Linked DNA regions of Mus musculus: region 1 is linked to region 2. The links are chromatin loops, found by intact Hi-C in ENCODE. Cell type or tissue: left cerebral cortex. All regions are shown on one strand. Links, peaks and the distances in the headings refer to the core of each region. The heading gives the core; the rest is flanking DNA. Region 1 has its middle 39 kb from the start of Gm39319. Region 2 holds the start of Hspa8 (heat shock protein 8).

Region 1 (8,577 bases), core at 128-8,127, 180 kb after region 2:
GCTTGGGGTTCGCGTTACCTGTTCTCTCCTTATGCCTAGTTCTTATTTTAAAGTACCAGTCCGATGCTACCATTTCTGTGAAAACTTCCTCACATACTCACCAGAATTCCCCTTCCTCTGTGCGCCAGTACCTGCCCTCACTGTGCCCCCCCTGGGTAGCAGATTCACCGCCCCCCCCTCTCACTTCTGCAGTTACTCCTCCTCTCTAATCAAGTGGTCATGTTACATAATGGAGAGAAAATAGCTCACAAAAGTCACTTCCGGTGAAGGGTTTGTTTTGGTCTCAGTTCCTGGGTACCATGGCTCACTGCAGCAGGAGCTTGAGGAAGCAGATGGTCACATTGCTTCTGCAGGACCTTCGGAAGAGCAGTCAGTGCTCTTAACTGCTGAGTCATCTCTCCAGCCCTCCAGTCACTCTTTAAGGCTCCAATACGCTTCTGAACACTCAAGTCTATGTGGATGGACTCAGCTGTGGACTGTTGTCAACAAAGCTTGATATATTTAATGATATCGCAGTCAGAGAGAACTGGACTTATCCAGGGAATCAACACACAGTTTCTAATCTTAAGGAATCACAGTGATGCAGACAAAATAAAGTCTATACTCTCTCAGGGTATCACAGCCCAGACCCTGCTGGAGGGGCTGAGTGAAGGCTCTGGTGTACATGTGGGTCAGAGTGCAGCATGGCTGAGATAATCCCTATGTCAGCTGGATGGATGCTGGATGGAGGAGCTGTGTTACTGTTGATGCAGTGGTTTACTGCAGAGCTGTGCAGGACACAGCATCAGGTTTGTGGTTAAGCAAAATTCACACAAAGACTTGGAGCTTGAGCATCCAGTGTGCCTGCCTTTGAGCTAGGAAGATGAGCCTGGTAGCAGTGTGTCGTTGGATAAGTTGGAGTTGGGGGTACGGCACATTCATGGGGAGAGTTGGAGTTAAATGACAGAATTGGGGACACAACACAGGTTGGAAGAGTCCTGTGAGAGGGCCTAGGGAGCAGGAAGTAGTTCTTCCACCTCCTAGCTGGGCTATGGCTGCGTAGTGACTAGTGTATCTGTCTTGCTTTCCAGATTAAGTTCCTCCCTCCCTTTCCTCCCTTCTCTCCTTTGACAGGGTTTTCCTATGTAGCCCAGCTGAGACTCTAACTTATTATCCTTCTGTCTCCTCCTTCCAAATGATGAGACTGCAGGTATGTCGCAAGGCTTAAATTATAAGTCTCTTAAAGGTAATGCCTGAATTGTATAGAGACATGTCTGTACATCGAATTAAACCATGTGTAGCATAGAACATTGGAATCTGACTTTTTTTTTCTTGTTGACTCTGGCTAATAAGAAAGGTCTGTTTATTCCCCAAGACAAGACTGCTATACATCTATTTTGTATATTGAGATTATTTTACATCTCCTGGTAATGTCCTACTTTTTATAGAATCCTCTCCTACCCACACACACCAACCGCAAACCACAGAACCCAAATGTCCACTGTCTGACTAATAAAAAGGTAACACTTTTATTTGGAGACAGAAACCTAAATGCTGTGAAATAATTTAACCAGTTCCTCAGGCCTTTTTAACATCTATTTTTCTACTTTTTAGATTCATCATTTAAAGGAGATAGAGCTTGGGGAATTCTGAGCTGTTTGTTGAAAGCTTAACACCCCCCCCCCCCCGCCCCAAACCCCAAACCACCTGCCTTTGCCATGAATACGCCTCTTTTTCGAATACAAAAATAGAAAGGACATTCTGGTCTAAATAATGCATACTGTTCTATTCTGTGAGGCAGGTCAGAACTTGAGCAGCTACTTCATCCCAAATGCCTGCTGGGCTCTGCTTGACGCAGAGGTCTCTTCAGGAGCTGCGCATTGCCCGGGACACCAGGGCAGCCTCCCGTGCGCCTCCGATCCCGATTGTGATTACCAAGCTTTCCCACAATGCTTGCCCTTTTGCTTCTTGTTGTAAAAGAGGCGCTTACGTTTGCACTTTCTCCCTCTTTATTTCAGTTGACCAGCTCCTTCACCCTGGAGCTAGAATGTCCAGCAGGAACTTTGCCACCAAGATCAAATCCAGGCGCCAAGATTCGCCAGCTCAGATAGCCTCTTGGCGCCCTTGCTTTCCTAGTGAGAAATGGAAGTGAGGATGCTTACCTCCCAGGAAGTAAGGATGTCAGGAATCCGGATACCAGGAATTATCCCTAGGAAGTGCTCTGTTTACCAACTCAGGGCAGGTTTCTTCCTTCCTTCCTTCCTTCCTTCCTTCCTTCCTTCCTTCCTTCCTTCCTTCCTTCCTTCCTTCCTTCCTTCCTTCCTTCCTTCCTTCCTTCCTTCCCTCCCTCCCTCCCTCCCTCCCTCCCTCCCTCCCTCCCTCCCTCCCTCTCTCTCTTTCTTCCTTTTTTTTTTTTTTTTTTTTCGAGGCAGGGTTTCTCTGTGTAGCCCTGGCTGTCCTGGAACTCACACTGTAGACCAGGCTGGCCTCAAACTCAGAAATCCGTCTGCCTCTGCCTCCCGAGTGCTGGGATTAAAGGAGCGCCACCACGCCCAGGACCTTTATTTCTGAATACGCCAGAGCTAAGGAGTAGATGCACGAGCCCTATACCATTGTCAACGTAACCCTACTGTCCAACAAACAGCATCAACACCTCCCGGAACACATTAGAAGTGCCACATATCAGGCTGGGCCCCAACCCTGCTACTGTAGACACTCTGTGGATGGGACACAAGCCCCGCCCCCTGTTGGTCGTGCCCCTTTCTCCACTTAGTTCCCTTTGGGGTCAGTTCCCCAACTGTATTCATATGAAAGCACAGCGTGGATCTCCGTGCAGGTGCCGGTTATAACCAGGAAAAAAAGGTGTGCGTGCCCACACATGTTTTACTGGTGTTGTCGTGATAATCCTTATTTCAGAAGCCTCTGGGTCTGGCCATGTCATTTATTCGCTCTCCCAGTTGAGCTGGCGATTTGGGAGATGGGCTTTAGGAGTTGGTAGGGACTCCTTCCTACGATTTGCTCATACCTGAGAATTGAAAATGTCCTGACTCGCAGCCTTAGAAATAACAAGCCTAGAGTCCTTCCCTGGAGGGACCTTGCCCTGGGGGTAGGGCTTTTCTGCCTTTAGGGGTGAGTTGGAAAGGCTGAGCTGGTAGTATGTCCACAGGCCTGTGAGTCAGAGGATTTTCTTGTTTATAGCAATCTTACCACCCTCTTTATTTTTGTTTGGTTAGTTATTTGCTAAGGGGCGGGACTTCCAGTAGCCCAGGCTGACCTTGGATCCTGACCTCTGCCAAGCAGCTTGCCTTCAGCTCCTAGGGCTGGGGATTGGTTAGACATCGCCCTCTTGTGGATAGCTAGTTTCACTGGCTCCAGATGGCACAGCGGCCTGCTACCGGCTTAGCACAAAAGTCCTTGGGTTGCTGACAAAATGGCTACAGGTTGCTTCTCTGGTTTTCTCCTTTCCTTGGCCCTCTCTTGCCAAGTGATTCTTCATGAACCCCGTGCTAATTTGGGGGCGACACAAGCATTTTACAAGCATTCCTCACTTGTAGCGAAGTGAACCAGGGGTGTATAGCATTTAATACAACAGTAGTATTCTGCTAATACTACTGCTAATACAAGGCAAGTCTCACCATTACGTTGTTCAAGATTATTCAGGTTAATTTTAGAAAAACATACAAATGACACCTGTCATTCACCAAGTAAATAATTTGCTCTTTATATGTCATTTTGTGGACCATTTCCCTGGGCGTTTCTACTTTGGTACTTTTTCCTATTTTTGCTTGAATTCTGCGTACATAGCTTAAGATCAAGATCCGGACAGAGCCAGGGCATGATGGTGCACATCTTGAATTCTGGCACTTGAGAGTAAGAGGCCAAGGCAGGTGAACCCCTATGAGTTCAAGGCCAGCCTGGTCTACAGAGTGAGTTCCAGTCCAGCCAGGGCTACATTGTGAGACCCTGTCTCAAAAGAATAAGAAGGAGGAGGAGGACAATAAGAAGAGGAAAGCGGGGCTGGAGAGATGGCTCAGCGGTTGAGAACACTCACTGGCTGCTCTTCCAGAGGTCCTGAGTACCATTCCTAGCAACCACAGGGTGGCTCACAACCATCTGAAATGGGATCTGATGTGTCTGAAGACAGGAGCAGTGTAGCGTAGTCATATACATACAATAAATAAATACATTTTAAAAAAGAAGAGGCAAGTGAGGGATGGGGGCTTGAGGGAGGGAAACAGTGTCAGCCCCCGCAATGCTGCAGACCTAGTCCTGGACTTGATGCCTCGAGGCATGTCGTCGTCCTTGGTAACGTGAGCCATCCATCCCCTTCATAGCTCAGCTAGGTCATTTAAATGCCGCTAACCCATGCTCCCCCTCCCCCATCCTTCCTTTTGCTTCTTTACCTTTAAGTTACACCTGCTCTTCTAATGCTCTTTCCTTTTGCTTTTAACATCCTTCTTCATTTTCCATGGAAGGAAAAGAAAGAGAAGAAAAAGAAACCCCAGTGCCTATTATTGTCTGAGCTAAGAATATGTTTTCTTGGTTCTTGGCTAGGAGTCTATAGCTCAGTGCTTTAGGGTGATATTTTACTCGACGATCAATAAAGCTTTTCCATTTCAGAATTATTAACCCTGGGTCTGCCATCGAAGTTAAAATATTTTTTCTATTCATTCCACATCCGATTCACATCTTTGTTCATCCGTTCGAGAGAGGGACAGCATTAATCACTTCAACGATATCCACAAAGGATATTTCTGTTCTTGGCTCTGGGGGGTTCGAGCCGTATTTGTAGACAGAAGGGGCTTAAGTGGGGACTGAAGGGAAATGCAAACACGATTCGCTTTAGATTTTCTGGTGAGCGTTGAGACAGGGCAGCAAGGATAGGGAGGTGGATAGCTCCATTAACTCTGTAGGGGAAGCTGCTTGGAATAGCTGCCTGTTTGCATGGGAGCTAAATAATGAGAAGGAACCAGCAGTGTGGCACCTCGGGGCAGAGCCTCTGGGCAGCAGGGTTAGCAAGGATACAAGTCCCCTGGTGAGACTCAACCTCTGCAGGAGCTGCGTATGGACAGCTGAGGCCACAGCAAGAGGAACAGAGGGAGGTAGGCTTAGAGAGTCAGGGGCTGGCAAATTCATTTCCTCGGCTTCCCTCTCTCTTTCCTCTCTCCGTTGTGGGGCTGAGGATCCATTAGGAAAGCATCTACCAAGGAGCTACATCCCTGGCTTCAGTCCTCACCCTAGCTGTGAGTAGAGGGACTCTACTCTTCTAACAAGATCTCACATAATTCAAAGGTCATGCTGGCTGCTGGATTGTAAGGAAACAGAGAAGGCAGCACCACAGTCAAGAATGAGGACTTTATTCATTTATTTATTTATCTATTTATTTATTGGATTCCCCTGGAACAGGTGCTATAGACAGCTGTGAGCTGCCATGTAGGTGTTGGAAATTGAACCCAGATCCTCTGGAAGAGCAGCCATTTTTCTTAACTGCTGAGCCATCTCTTCATCTGAGCTCCGGCTGCAGAACCATCTTGTTTGAAGCAGTCTTGCTATGTAGTCTAGGCTGGCTTTGAACTCAGTGATCTTACTGCCGCAACTTCCTCAGTGCCAGCATGTCAGCAATGCACTAAAGAAGATTTTGTGGCAATGCAGGTAACACGGGGAGGGGAACCCTGTTCCTCAGCTTTTCAACAGTGCTGGGGTGCAGCGCGGGCTGAGACGATTTTAGGAAGAGGAAAGATTTGATTTTTGGCATGCACAGCTTCCGTGGTTTCAGTCCATGGTCATCTGACCTTGTTACTTTGGGTTTGTGGTGACAGTAATGTACCACGCACATTGTGGTGGAACACACAGTAGGCGAGTAAGCAGAGAGGGACAGGAAAAGGCTGGTATCCCAACAGCCCCTTCAGAATCACAGGTTACCCATTAGGCCCCATCTCCATCACCCATTCGTGTCACCCCAGAGGCCATTTCAATATGACTGGTATTCTTATAAGACAATCAGGACATAGACACATGGGGAGAATGCTTCGAGAAGACAGGATGCTTAAGGACTGCCAAACAGTGCTGGCTACCACCCAAAGCTAGAGAGACACAGGCAGGGTTTTCCACTACCCAGTTCAGAGTTTGCCCCTTCCAGGATCTTTGGACTGTTGGCTTCTAGAACCATGAGGAATGATGACAACCAGTTTGTGGCACTTTGTTACAAGGGACAGAGAGATGGGGAGAAAAGCCATTGGCGATATGATAGCAGGAAAGGTGACCCAAGTTTAAGCTGCAGCAGCAGGTTAAAGCATCTGAAAAGACAGGGAAAGGCTGCCTTCCACGTGGGCGGGGCATCCTTCATGTGGATCGCTACATTCAAGCTGGAGAAGTAAGTCTGACAGGGCAGCAACAGTAATTTCCAGACTCCGAGGGCAGCCTAGGAACTGACACATCGATTCCTAGGATCTTGGAACCGAGAGGAGTAGTTTTAGCTCACAGTACTTCTGTTTATCTATCCAGTTATCCATTCACATAATAGTATGTAATGTCCTGGGCTGGCTTTGGCTCTTGATCTACAGGTGATTCACTCATCTTCACTGAAGCTTGTCCTGAAGCCTCAGATCTGTAGATATCTCTGACTCACTTAATGAACGCCGGAACTCAGCATCTCTGTACCCAGCTTTGCTCTGCCTCCCAGGCCTGCAGCCTCCCCTGTACCCTTCTCAGTGAAGGATCTCTCTTCTGCTTGCTTGCAAGCAGGGGTCTAAGAGGGCTCTGGAGGCCCCCGAAGGCAGTATCTGGGCCAGCTCCTCAGCCTGCAACTCTGGTTGTGTTTACAGTGGGTCATTACTGGGATGAACAGGTGACCCCATTCTTGCTTTTCCATCCAATGGCAGAACAAGACTTATTTTTCAGTTTGTTTTAAAGAAATTCTCCCTGTACCATAAAAACTCAGTTGTGTGAACAATATGGATTCTGGGAGAATACTTTAGAAATCTGGACAATGTTGTAGGATGTATGCTTGCTTACTTTTAAATTTTGTTTGTACGTGTGTGACAGTATGTCTATGCATATATGAAGATGATGTCTGGTGTATGCACGCATGGATGTGTATGCTCGTGTGTGTGTGTGTGTGTGTGTGTGTGTGTGTGTGTGTAGAAGCCAGAAGAGGGCATCAGGGTGGAGTATCAGCTCAAGACACCCTACGACTAAGTTCTCAGGACAAAGGACATTTATTTGACCTAGAAGGACAGAGGGTAGGGAAGAAGAGACAAAAACAGGAGATAGAGGATGAGGGAGAAGGGAAAAGGGAGCAAGGGGGGGGGGGTTTGGGATATTTGTCTCAAAGGGTCCAAAGGCCAGCCTCTGCACAGAGAGAAGACAGACATGGCCCAGTGGTAAATGGCAGTTTATAAAGGTACAAAGTGAAATCCTGTGTCAGGATGAGGTATTAATTTTAATTGGGCATGCTAATTAGGTGGAGCTTTAATTAGGGGGTTTTGGATTGATAAACTTCAGTACTTTGATAGTTGGACCCTGGTAGTCAGCCACAGGAGGAGGAAGTGGCCAAATAAGGGAATAGATCTTGGCAGGGCTAGCTTTAGGAATGTAATGGAAAGGTTTTTAGCAAGGAAGAGGGAATGGGGGTGGAGGGCGAGAAGGGAAAGGCCTGCCAGAGCCACTTTGCCGCACTCAGACTGGCTAGTGCACCTTTAAGCTGTCCTGTTCTTTCTCTCATCTCTCCTGCATGATAGTTCTTTACTGAACCTGGAGCTAGACCAGCAGCCAGCAAGCCCCACCTGCCCCTGCAGGTGGGGCTGAGCTACAGGTGAGTCTCTGACTGCCCCTGCAGTGCTGAGCTACAGGTGAGAATCTCAGACATGGGCTCTGGGGATTTGCATCCATGTCCCCATGTCTGCCTAGCAAGTGCTCTTGCCAGTCAACCACCTCCTCAGTCCCAAGTGTGCTTTCTCTAAACCAAAAAGCAAGGCAGAAGCAGTGTGTCCCGTGGCACTTGAGAAGATATTGGTTCCTTGTCCCCAGACACATGAACTGAAGATTAACCTTACCTGTGGCATTGCCCTCTCTTCAGGAAGCAGGACAGAAGACCGGGTGGTATATAATAGTGGAAGGCAGCCATTCAGTTCCTTACTTTATGCTTTAAAATAATTATTTTGTTTCCATTCCTCTCCTGTTCCATACCCCCCCCCCTCTTGTTATGGATTGGATAATTGTGCCACTCAGAATTCAAATACTGAAGATATCTAACCCCTAAGGTGACATTACTTGGAGGCTTTGAAAAAGTGATAACTTTACATGAACTCACGGGAAGGGGCTCCGTGACAGATTGCTATTCCCATAGGAAAAGGAAGAGAGACCAGAGTTCCCTCTGCCATCTTGTTCAGGCTGCCGGCTGTCTGGACACTAGGGGAAGAATCTTGCTGAGGATTTAGACCGTCAGCGCTTTGATTCAGTCTCCGGAAAGTCACAGATTGTGGGGAGTGGATGAAATACTGAGGGAAGGCGTCTTGTTGGCATGGACTCCAGTGATATCAAGGACCCAGTGTTCTAGAACCATGGGGATTGGCAAACCTTTCCTTGGTCAGGCTCAGG
Region 2 (8,577 bases), core at 251-8,250:
ATGGCCTAAGTGGTGTGTGTGTGTGTGTGTGTGTAGTGTTCCAAAGCCACCACCACGAAAGACTCGGACACAAGGGGTTGCAAGCTCTCTGATTTTGTCCCAAGATCTCCTGCATCACCTCCCTGCATAAACCAACTGGAGCTGGGTAGAGCTGGGCTGAGGTGTGCTAAGTTAGCCCCTTAGTGTGAACAGCCGGCTCTGCGGTCTGCTCAGCTGTGGCCTCCCTCAAGTCTCCCCAAATCAGCCAGCTCCTCTTCCCAGTTCCTCTCTGGGAATAGATCGACCTGATTCTAGCTAAAACCTTAGATGCGATAATAGGAGGGGAGAAAAAAAAAAAAAAAAAAAAAACGAATAAGGGCCGAGAGTCGGACAATTGGTGGCAACGAGATGAACATAGATTAATGACGTGGACCTTGCTCTGGTCTCCTCAGCCTGGGCTGGAGAAGGTTTATGGTTGATACCCATTAAAGGGCTTAATGAAATAATTATAATTCACACCCCCAGAGCATCAAAGAATCAATACTGGGGAACTTTGAGCCACTCTGGGGGTGGCACCCCACTGGCTTCACAGTTCAGCTCAGCAGGCAGAGCGAAGAGAAGCAAATGCAGTTGACATGTGAAAGTTGCATTAAAAGAGGGCAATAATAGATTAAAAGCTGCCGGGATCCTGGTGGCTGGACGTCAATATCCTTTATTCCCTGCCTTGCCCCCATTCTGCCCCCTCCGTGCACTATTAGCCCAAATCGATGGGCTGTCAGTTGACATCACCAGCTACAGCATTAATGCGAGCTCACAAAGGAAGCCCAGCCTTATATTATCACTTCTCTCTCTTCCAAATTACCACGTAATGCAGGCCGCGGGCTGCCTGTGACATGTTACCACTATACACGATTTGTTGGGATTGGACTAAACATTTCACAGCTATAGATTTCATCAGAGACTTGATGACAGAAATAAACCGCCATCCACGAGGAAATGACTGGAAATAATAGAATTAGGCATTGTTTGGGAATCCGGAGGGGCAACGGAGGGATGACAAAGTAGGAAGGAAAAAGAGCCCCACAGCTGGTAGCCTGCTGTGGGGAGCGGCTCCAGAGAAAGACTGCAGTTAAAAGACCTGACACTCCATCTCACTGAAGAACAGGAATTTGGATTTTGTCCTAGGGTTCCCTTTCTGGTTTTGCACACGAATTGGGAAGCTTCTTTCCCTTTGACAACCTGGAATGTGATGGCTGTGGGCTGTGGGCTGACCTGTCACTGAGTTCTAATCCCAGAACCTCCGAGAATGACTTTCCGTGCACAGCTGCCTGGGAAGCTAATGTTTAAGGTTGTGCTTCTAAAAGGCTAAATGTACACAGTGACAAGCAGCACAGTAGGGCAGCAGGTGACTGGAGAGTCAGAAGATTCCCTCCCTGACAAGCATGGCTCTCATCCAAATGTTGATTTCAGACTTTCAGTCTCTCCACTGGAGACAGTAAGTCTGTTGTTTTAAAGTACCTCTCTCTGTGTGTGTGTGTGTGTGTGTGTGTGTGTGTGTGTGTGTGTGTGTGTGTGTCGCTCTGTATGGGACCCTTAGGAAATAGTGTGCACTCATAGCTAATGATAGCCCATTTACGGAGCCCTTTCCCAAGTCAGCTGCAGGGCTAAATGGTTTGCACACACGGGCTCACTTCATTCTCCTGACGATCCTAAGGTCGAATATTGTAACCCCCACTTCTTAGGTAGTTCCTGAAACGTAATCTGCTCATCGTTGCACAACGTTAGAGGGCACTGCAGGTCTCTGGACAGAAACCCAAGAAATAGCAAAGCAACAAAGAGCTTCTGTTGAACTTCCCAAGCTACTTCCAATTGACATCATTGCTTGCAGCTGGCCGCCTTTCAAGTCTCAAGTCTCTAGTATTTCCTGAGAGTGGAAACTATTTGGTTTGAATTGAGCCCCAACGCATCAAAACATCAGATAGTCTCACCATTGCATTCTTCCTGCCTCTATCTCCTAAATGCTAGATTGCAGCCAGGAGGCATGTCTCCTACCCTTACGTACTTGTGAGAATACACTTTTACTTCTTCTATTCCTTCTCAATCTTCCCAACTACTCTAACAGTTCTCTCCCATTTGCTCTTCCCTGCCTACAGCAGCTTGGTGGAAAACGTTAAGACAGTCACAAAAGACCATGTGTTGTGCCTTCCTTGTCTCCAAAGTGTTCAGAATGGATAGCTAAGGGAGTGTGGGGCCAAAAAAACCACAGCAATAATGCTATAGGGTTTTCTTGACTAGATTGTTTTGCATCGTTCTTTGAATGTACACAAAGTATATCTACCACATCCCCAGAGCAAAGCAGATGGTATATGAATTGTTATAGCTCTCGTCTTAAGAGTCGGTTGCTAGAGCCAAGGCTGACCTTGAACTCAACTCACTATCCCATTACAGAGGACCCTGAACTTCTGATCCTTTCCTTTTCACCTCCCAAGTGCTACCATATCACACCAAGTTTGGTGTGGTGCCAAGACTGAATCCTGCTGGCCAAGCATTACCGCCTGAGCTGAGCCACAGTGCCCAGCAGCCTTGCCAAACATCAGCTCAGAAGAAAGACTCCTTGACCACTGTGTCTTTGTTCCACTCTTCTCACTCATAAGCACTAAACTTTACTCAAGCCAGACCCCACACCATTCCTGACCAGGCACTTGCTCATTCTACAATGCCATACTCAGGAATATGGATGTTTGACTTTGGGTTGGTCTATCACTAGCTTGCACTAACCATCTTGTGCAAGCCCAGGGTTAACTTCAAGCCCTTTGCGATGCTGCCAATAAGCAAAAGGCACCTGCTCCCATTTGACAAATGTTCTAGTGGGGTATGGTGGATCATGCTAATCCCAACACTCAGGAGGCAGAGGCAGAAGTTGGCAGAGTTTGAGGGCTAAAGAAAGCCTACCTTGGAGGAAAAAAAAAAAAAAAAAGCTCCAGTAGCTTTCCCAAGGACCCTGGCAGTTGCTTTATAATTAGCTACCACTGCCATCTGCTGGACAAAGACGTCAAGTCATTAAGCACAAGGAACACTTGTAAAATGTCTTCCCATGAAGAAAAGGGTTATTCCACCTATAAGCCTAGAGCCTTGAACTCAAATTACATTGAAATACTGTACTACTGTGGAGAACTTTTGCTGTGGCTCATAGCAAAAGCATTTCCCTTAGTTTAAAGGTCTGTTACTTGTGAAATATAGCACTAAAGATGCATTATAGTTAAATTTTAACTAAGACTGGCTTGGTAGTGATTGTCAGTACTTTCCAGGGAAACCTGAAACCAGCTTGAATAGCCAGGAAAAAGGTAAGTATTCTAATCCATGTAAAACGGATTTAGGATCCCTTCAAAACTGAAAGCAGTGGCTCACGCTTAACATCCTCTAGTTTTACTTATAACTTGACTTAATTCCAAGGCTTTTCCATAAACTTAGTTTTCACTTTTAGTACTACACAATTCTCAGCAAAATCAGTTTAACCATTTTGTGCAAGCCCAGGCATGACTTCCAAGTGTAGGGGGCAGGGGAACAGTTGTACTAGCAAGCCTACTGCCTGCCTTCAGTCCCCAAAATACACATTTGATCTATTCTAACCCCAGTTGTGCACCCACACTATCACTTAAAAAGGAAAACTGAAATGTTCTTATAACAGCAACCACCATGGGTTTCAGATGAACGCTGCACAGAAAAATTTCCTTGCAGTTGGTTGTCTGGACCTAAGTACCCTATCCTATTAAATTACATGTATCTCCCCAACTTTCAGTACAGTAGAATGGCAGTTTAATCCCAACATTAGGGAACTAGAAGAGCAGTCTCCTGCCAAGGCAAAACATCCAGTAGTATTAGAAATACCAAGTGCCAGAGGCTGCAGATGGACCTCACTCAGCATGACAGTACTCCCAGCAGATGAAAAAAGCAGGGTTTGTTTAGCCCTGGAACTCTGGTAGACCCGGCTGGCCTCAGGAATCTACCTCCCAAGTACTGGCATTAAAGGCGAGCCTTTATTCTCCCCTAATTATTAGTACTACATCAAGTTACTAGGCTTTGCTGCATGCAGACCTCTGAAACAAGGCTGGCCACTAGGTGGCAGTTTAACACTAGATTATACAAGCAAATGGACTTAGAAGGCCAAGTCCCCATCTGCACCCATAGATTTCATAGCTGAGAACCAGCACCCTGTGTTCATTTAGCTTGTCAAATGTTATCCAGGTTCAAGGTAAACCTGTAGCCTGGGGCTAGACCTGCTTACTGGCAGTGTTGGCTCTCCCAGCTTGAGAAGCACCTAAATCCTAGGCCAGCTAGAGACAAGACCGTCTCAACCTGTCCCTGTTTCTTACATTTAACTCAGTCAGGACAACTGTATGGTGCCAATTTAAATAGTTTTATTATTCCATGTTACTTGTTTTGGGTCCCTGTGGAACAAAGCTACACCTTCTTGGACTGACTTAATCCACCTCTTCAATGGTGGGGCCTGAAGAAGCACCACCAGATGGGGGAGCTCCTCCACCTGGGAAGCCACCAGGCATTCCCCCAGGCATGCCACCTGCACTCTGGTACAGCTTGGTAATGATAGGGTTGCAGACTTTCTCCAGTTCTTTCTGCTGATGCTCAAATTCTTCCTTCTCTGCAGTCTGAGAAAAAAGAAATCAAATTTATTAAAAGATCTCCAATTACTTTGGGGGGAGGAGACTGACAACTAAGCCTAAAGAACCCTTAGCTATTGAGTCACTCAGACATCCAAGGAAGGTAACTGCCAACACTGCCTTGCGTTCTGGTGGAAACCGCGAATGTTTGGACCATTCATCATCATTGTGACCCCTCTCAGCCCTTTTCTGAATGAACATCTACTTATTGGCAAAACACATACCTGGTTCTTATCCAGCCAGCTGATGATTTCATTGCACTTGTCAAGAATCTTCTGTTTGTCCTCATCATTGATCTTGCCTTGAAGTTTCTCATCTTCCACAGTTGCTTTCATGTTGAAGGCATAGGACTCCAGTGAGTTCTTGGAGGAAACCTTATCTCTCTGCTTCTCATCCTCAGCCTTGTACTTCTCAGCTTCTTGGACCATGCGCTCAATATCTTCCTTACTCAAGCGGCCTGATGATGAAAGTTACAAAATCATGAGCATGTCTCTTTAATGGTAAGAGCAAACCTTGTTCTTTCTATTCAGAAAGAAAGCAGCAGGTCCATACTTACCCTTGTCATTGGTGATGGTGATCTTGTTCTCCTTTCCTGTGCTCTTATCTACAGCAGAAACATTGAGGATGCCATTGGCATCGATGTCAAAAGTAACCTCAATCTGAGGGACCCCACGGGGTGCTGGAGGGATGCCTGTGAGCTCGAACTTTCCAAGCAGGTTGTTGTCCTTGGTCATGGCCCTTTCACCTTCATACACCTAGAAGAGACAATAAAAATTAAGACATCCAATTTTAGAAACTACTGCTCGTGTGGCTTAAGCTCAAATTTGGGGAAGATAAGTTCGCTCAGACATCCAAGGAAGGAACTAGCCAACACAGCATTTCTGGTGGAAACTACGAATGGTTTTGGAATCCATCATCACAGCGAGGAACTTCCCTGGGCTTTCTATACAAGCTACAAAATTCTAGGGACAACATACCTGAATGAGTACACCAGGCTGGTTGTCAGAGTAGGTGGTGAAAGTCTGTGTCTGCTTGGTGGGGATGGTGGTATTGCGCTTGATGAGGACAGTCATGACTCCGCCAGCAGTTTCAATACCAAGGGAAAGAGGAGTGACATCCAAGAGCAGCAAATCCTGAACGTTCTCAGACTTGTCTCCAGATAGAATGGCTGCCTGGACAGCTATAAAAAGAAAAAAAATGTTAGAAACAACGCACTGTAACTGCAGTCTACTCAACATATGTATGTTTCATTCGCTCAGACATCCAAGGAAGGAACTAGCCAACACAGTACTTCTGGTGGAAACTACGAATGGTTTTGGAATCCATCATCACAGCGAATCTTACAGGACTTGTTGAGATTATAAAGACTATAAAGGCTGTATGTATTTACCTGCACCATAGGCAACAGCTTCATCGGGGTTAATGCTCTTGTTCAGCTCTTTTCCATTGAAGAAGTCTTGCAGAAGTTTCTGAATCTTGGGGATTCTGGTAGAACCACCCACCAAGACAATATCATGGATCTGTGACTTGTCCAGCTTGGCATCTCGAAGGGCCTTCTCTACAGGGTCCAGTGTGCCACGGAACAGGTCAGCATTCAACTCCTCAAATCGAGCCCGGGTAATGGAGGTATAGAAGTCAATTCCCTCATAGAGAGAATCAATCTCAATACTGGCCTGGGTGCTGGAGGAGAGGGTGCGCTTGGCCCGCTCGCAGGCCGTGCGGAGACGGCGGACAGCTCTCTTGTTCTCACTGATGTCTTTCTTGTGCTTTCGCTTGAACTCAGCAATGAAATGATTGACCATTCGGTTGTCAAAATCTTCTCCACCTAAGTGGGTGTCTCCAGCTGTTGATTTGACCTCAAAAATTCCATCCTCAATAGTGAGGATTGACACATCAAAAGTGCCACCTCCCAAGTCAAAAATGAGCACATTCCTTTCAGCTCCGACCTGTCAAATAAGACATTCTTAGCTCAGGCCTGTTTCTGGCAAGTTAACCCTAACAAAGTTGTACTTGATTTGAAATGCCTACCTTCTTATCTAAGCCGTAAGCAATAGCAGCAGCAGTTGGTTCATTGATGATTCGAAGTACATTGAGGCCAGCAATAGTTCCAGCATCTTTTGTTGCCTGTCGCTGAGAGTCATTGAAGTAAGCGGGCACTGTGACCACAGCGTTGGTAACGGTCTAAAAAACAATGAATTGCACAATTGTTTGGTTGGCAAATTCCCGATCAGAATGTGTGAATTAAACATAAAGGTAACACCCATCTCAAATGGCACCTGTTAAAAAAAAAACCCACCTTTCCGAGGTACGCTTCTGCAATTTCCTTCATCTTTGTCAGAACCATGGAGGACACTTCCTCTGGGTAGAAACTTTTTGTCTCCCCTTTGTATTCCACTTGGACCTTGGGCCTGCCTGCATCATTCACCACCATGAAGGGCCAGTGCTTCATATCAGACTGAACAACAGCATCATCAAACCTACGCCCGATCAGACGTTTGGCATCTGTAAAATATTAAACATACCTCATCACACTCCTTAGTGCCTATCACTGCAAAAAAAAAAAAAACCAAAAAAACAGAAAACAAAAACCTGCAGCACCCATCTAGATGGACGTAATCTCTAGTGCAGGAAGCCAAGGCCCATATTTAAAATCTTGTGGCCTTATATTGTCATATTTAAACAGTTGCAATCTCAGGCTGCAGTTATTAAGGCAGATCTGTTTCTACATTCCAAATGCCCTGCCCCCCAGCCCTTTTACTCATGCTAGTGGCACAAAGATGCTGGCGACTTACCAAAAACTGTGTTGGTGGGGTTCATTGCAACCTGATTCTTGGCCGCATCCCCAATTAATCTCTCTGTGTCCGTGAAAGCAACATAGCTTGGCGTGGTGCGGTTACCCTGGTCATTGGCAATAATTTCCACCTTTCCATGCTGGAAGACACCCACACAGGAGTAGGTGGTGCCGAGATCAATGCCAACTGCAGGTCCCTTAGACATGGTTGCTATTAGAAAAAAAAAGGAGGGGGGCTAAGCACTCGCTTTCCGGCTTTTATCCAGTCCGCAGTGGGTCTGGACTTGGTGACCCAGACCTATCACCTGAAGCCACGCGGCAGGCTCGTGGCAGCAGTGCTGCAGTATAGGTGGTCTGTGCCAAGCCTGGCACAGCCCGCCCAAGGCTCAAGGAACCATCTGTCCTAAAGGTCTGCGACAATGGTGGAGCACGTGGCCACCTCCGAGCGCCCCCCGAACCCCCCCCACCCGGACCGCGCACCGCGGGAGCCAGGATCCCCCTTTCCCACCTCGGGGGGCCCTGCCCTGTGGGCGCCGGGCAGAAGCCTTATATTTGAAGTCACAGACAGGATAAAAAGACCAGGGCGCCTGTGGCTCCCCTCCCCCGCCACGCGGAGCCACAAGGCCATGGCGGCGCCGCCCTGACTCAGCCCATCCTCCGGATCTGCTGCAGTCTCTGTCCCTGGTGGTGACGGCCTGAGCTGCAGCCGCCGCCTAAGAGACTCCCCGGGACTCCTGCACCACCCCGGACCCCCGCAAACCCCCGAGTCCCATGCCTCACCTTGTGTGTAGGCCCAGCTGCGCTGACGACGAGACCACACAAATGCCAGGCAGCTGCCTCCGCGTTCAATGAGACCGGTTTCCGCCCGCTTCCCTCTCTCTTATACCCTGTCTTAGAACCTTCCAGAAGGGTGCCGCCCCATCCCGCTGCCGATCATAGCTTCTTAGCCAATGGACGACCAGCCCTTGCCGACTGCACTAATGAAGAGCCAGAACGCTCGCCTAGGTCCCGCCTTCTCCCCGCCCCGCCTCGCGATGACGCACGACCGCGGCGTTCTGGAACTTTCACGCTCGCCCCCGCTCTGGGAACGGCCCGGGGGGAGCGGAGAAGGCGGGGCGCCGGGAGCCC

Evidence for each region. Hi-C counts contacts between places; a loop is a spot of excess contacts. Peaks named below come from ENCODE experiments on the same cell type or tissue, not always from the same donor. Only the 100,000 strongest peaks of a DNase experiment are listed, where the experiment ranks them.
Region 1: it touches region 2 in a loop (3-fold over the local background); 6 of 42 quality-filtered maps call a loop at or near these places.

Annotation. Positions count from the first base shown.
Region 1 is chr9:40,623,040-40,631,616 of GRCm38, reverse strand. No RefSeq gene overlaps it. Among named protein-coding and RNA genes, the nearest start is that of Gm39319, 39 kb to the left of the region's middle. In left cerebral cortex, for the core only: a CTCF peak has its summit at 3,330 (motif pointing left); DNase peaks (open chromatin) are centred at 255 and 3,323; H3K27ac peaks cover 1,092 bases.
Region 2 is chr9:40,801,001-40,809,577 of GRCm38, reverse strand. Hspa8 (heat shock protein 8) reads right to left here and starts at 8,302. Exons shown (of 9, transcript NM_031165.5): 1 at 8,230-8,302; 2 at 7,451-7,660; 3 at 6,955-7,160; 4 at 6,687-6,839; 5 at 6,049-6,604; 6 at 5,636-5,838; 7 at 5,215-5,413; 8 at 4,883-5,115; 9 at 4,376-4,646. The coding sequence starts at 7,655. The coding sequence ends at 4,461. It overlaps Snord14c (small nucleolar RNA, C/D box 14C), which reads right to left and starts at 5,995; the gene lies at 5,909-5,995. Snord14d (small nucleolar RNA, C/D box 14D) reads right to left here and starts at 5,583; the gene lies at 5,497-5,583. Snord14e (small nucleolar RNA, C/D box 14E) reads right to left here and starts at 4,830; the gene lies at 4,740-4,830. In left cerebral cortex, for the core only: CTCF peaks have their summits at 3,029 (motif pointing left), 4,090 (motif pointing right) and 8,130; DNase peaks (open chromatin) are centred at 2,960, 4,104, 7,482, 7,708 and 3 more places; H3K4me3 peaks cover 3,900 bases; H3K27ac peaks cover 988 bases.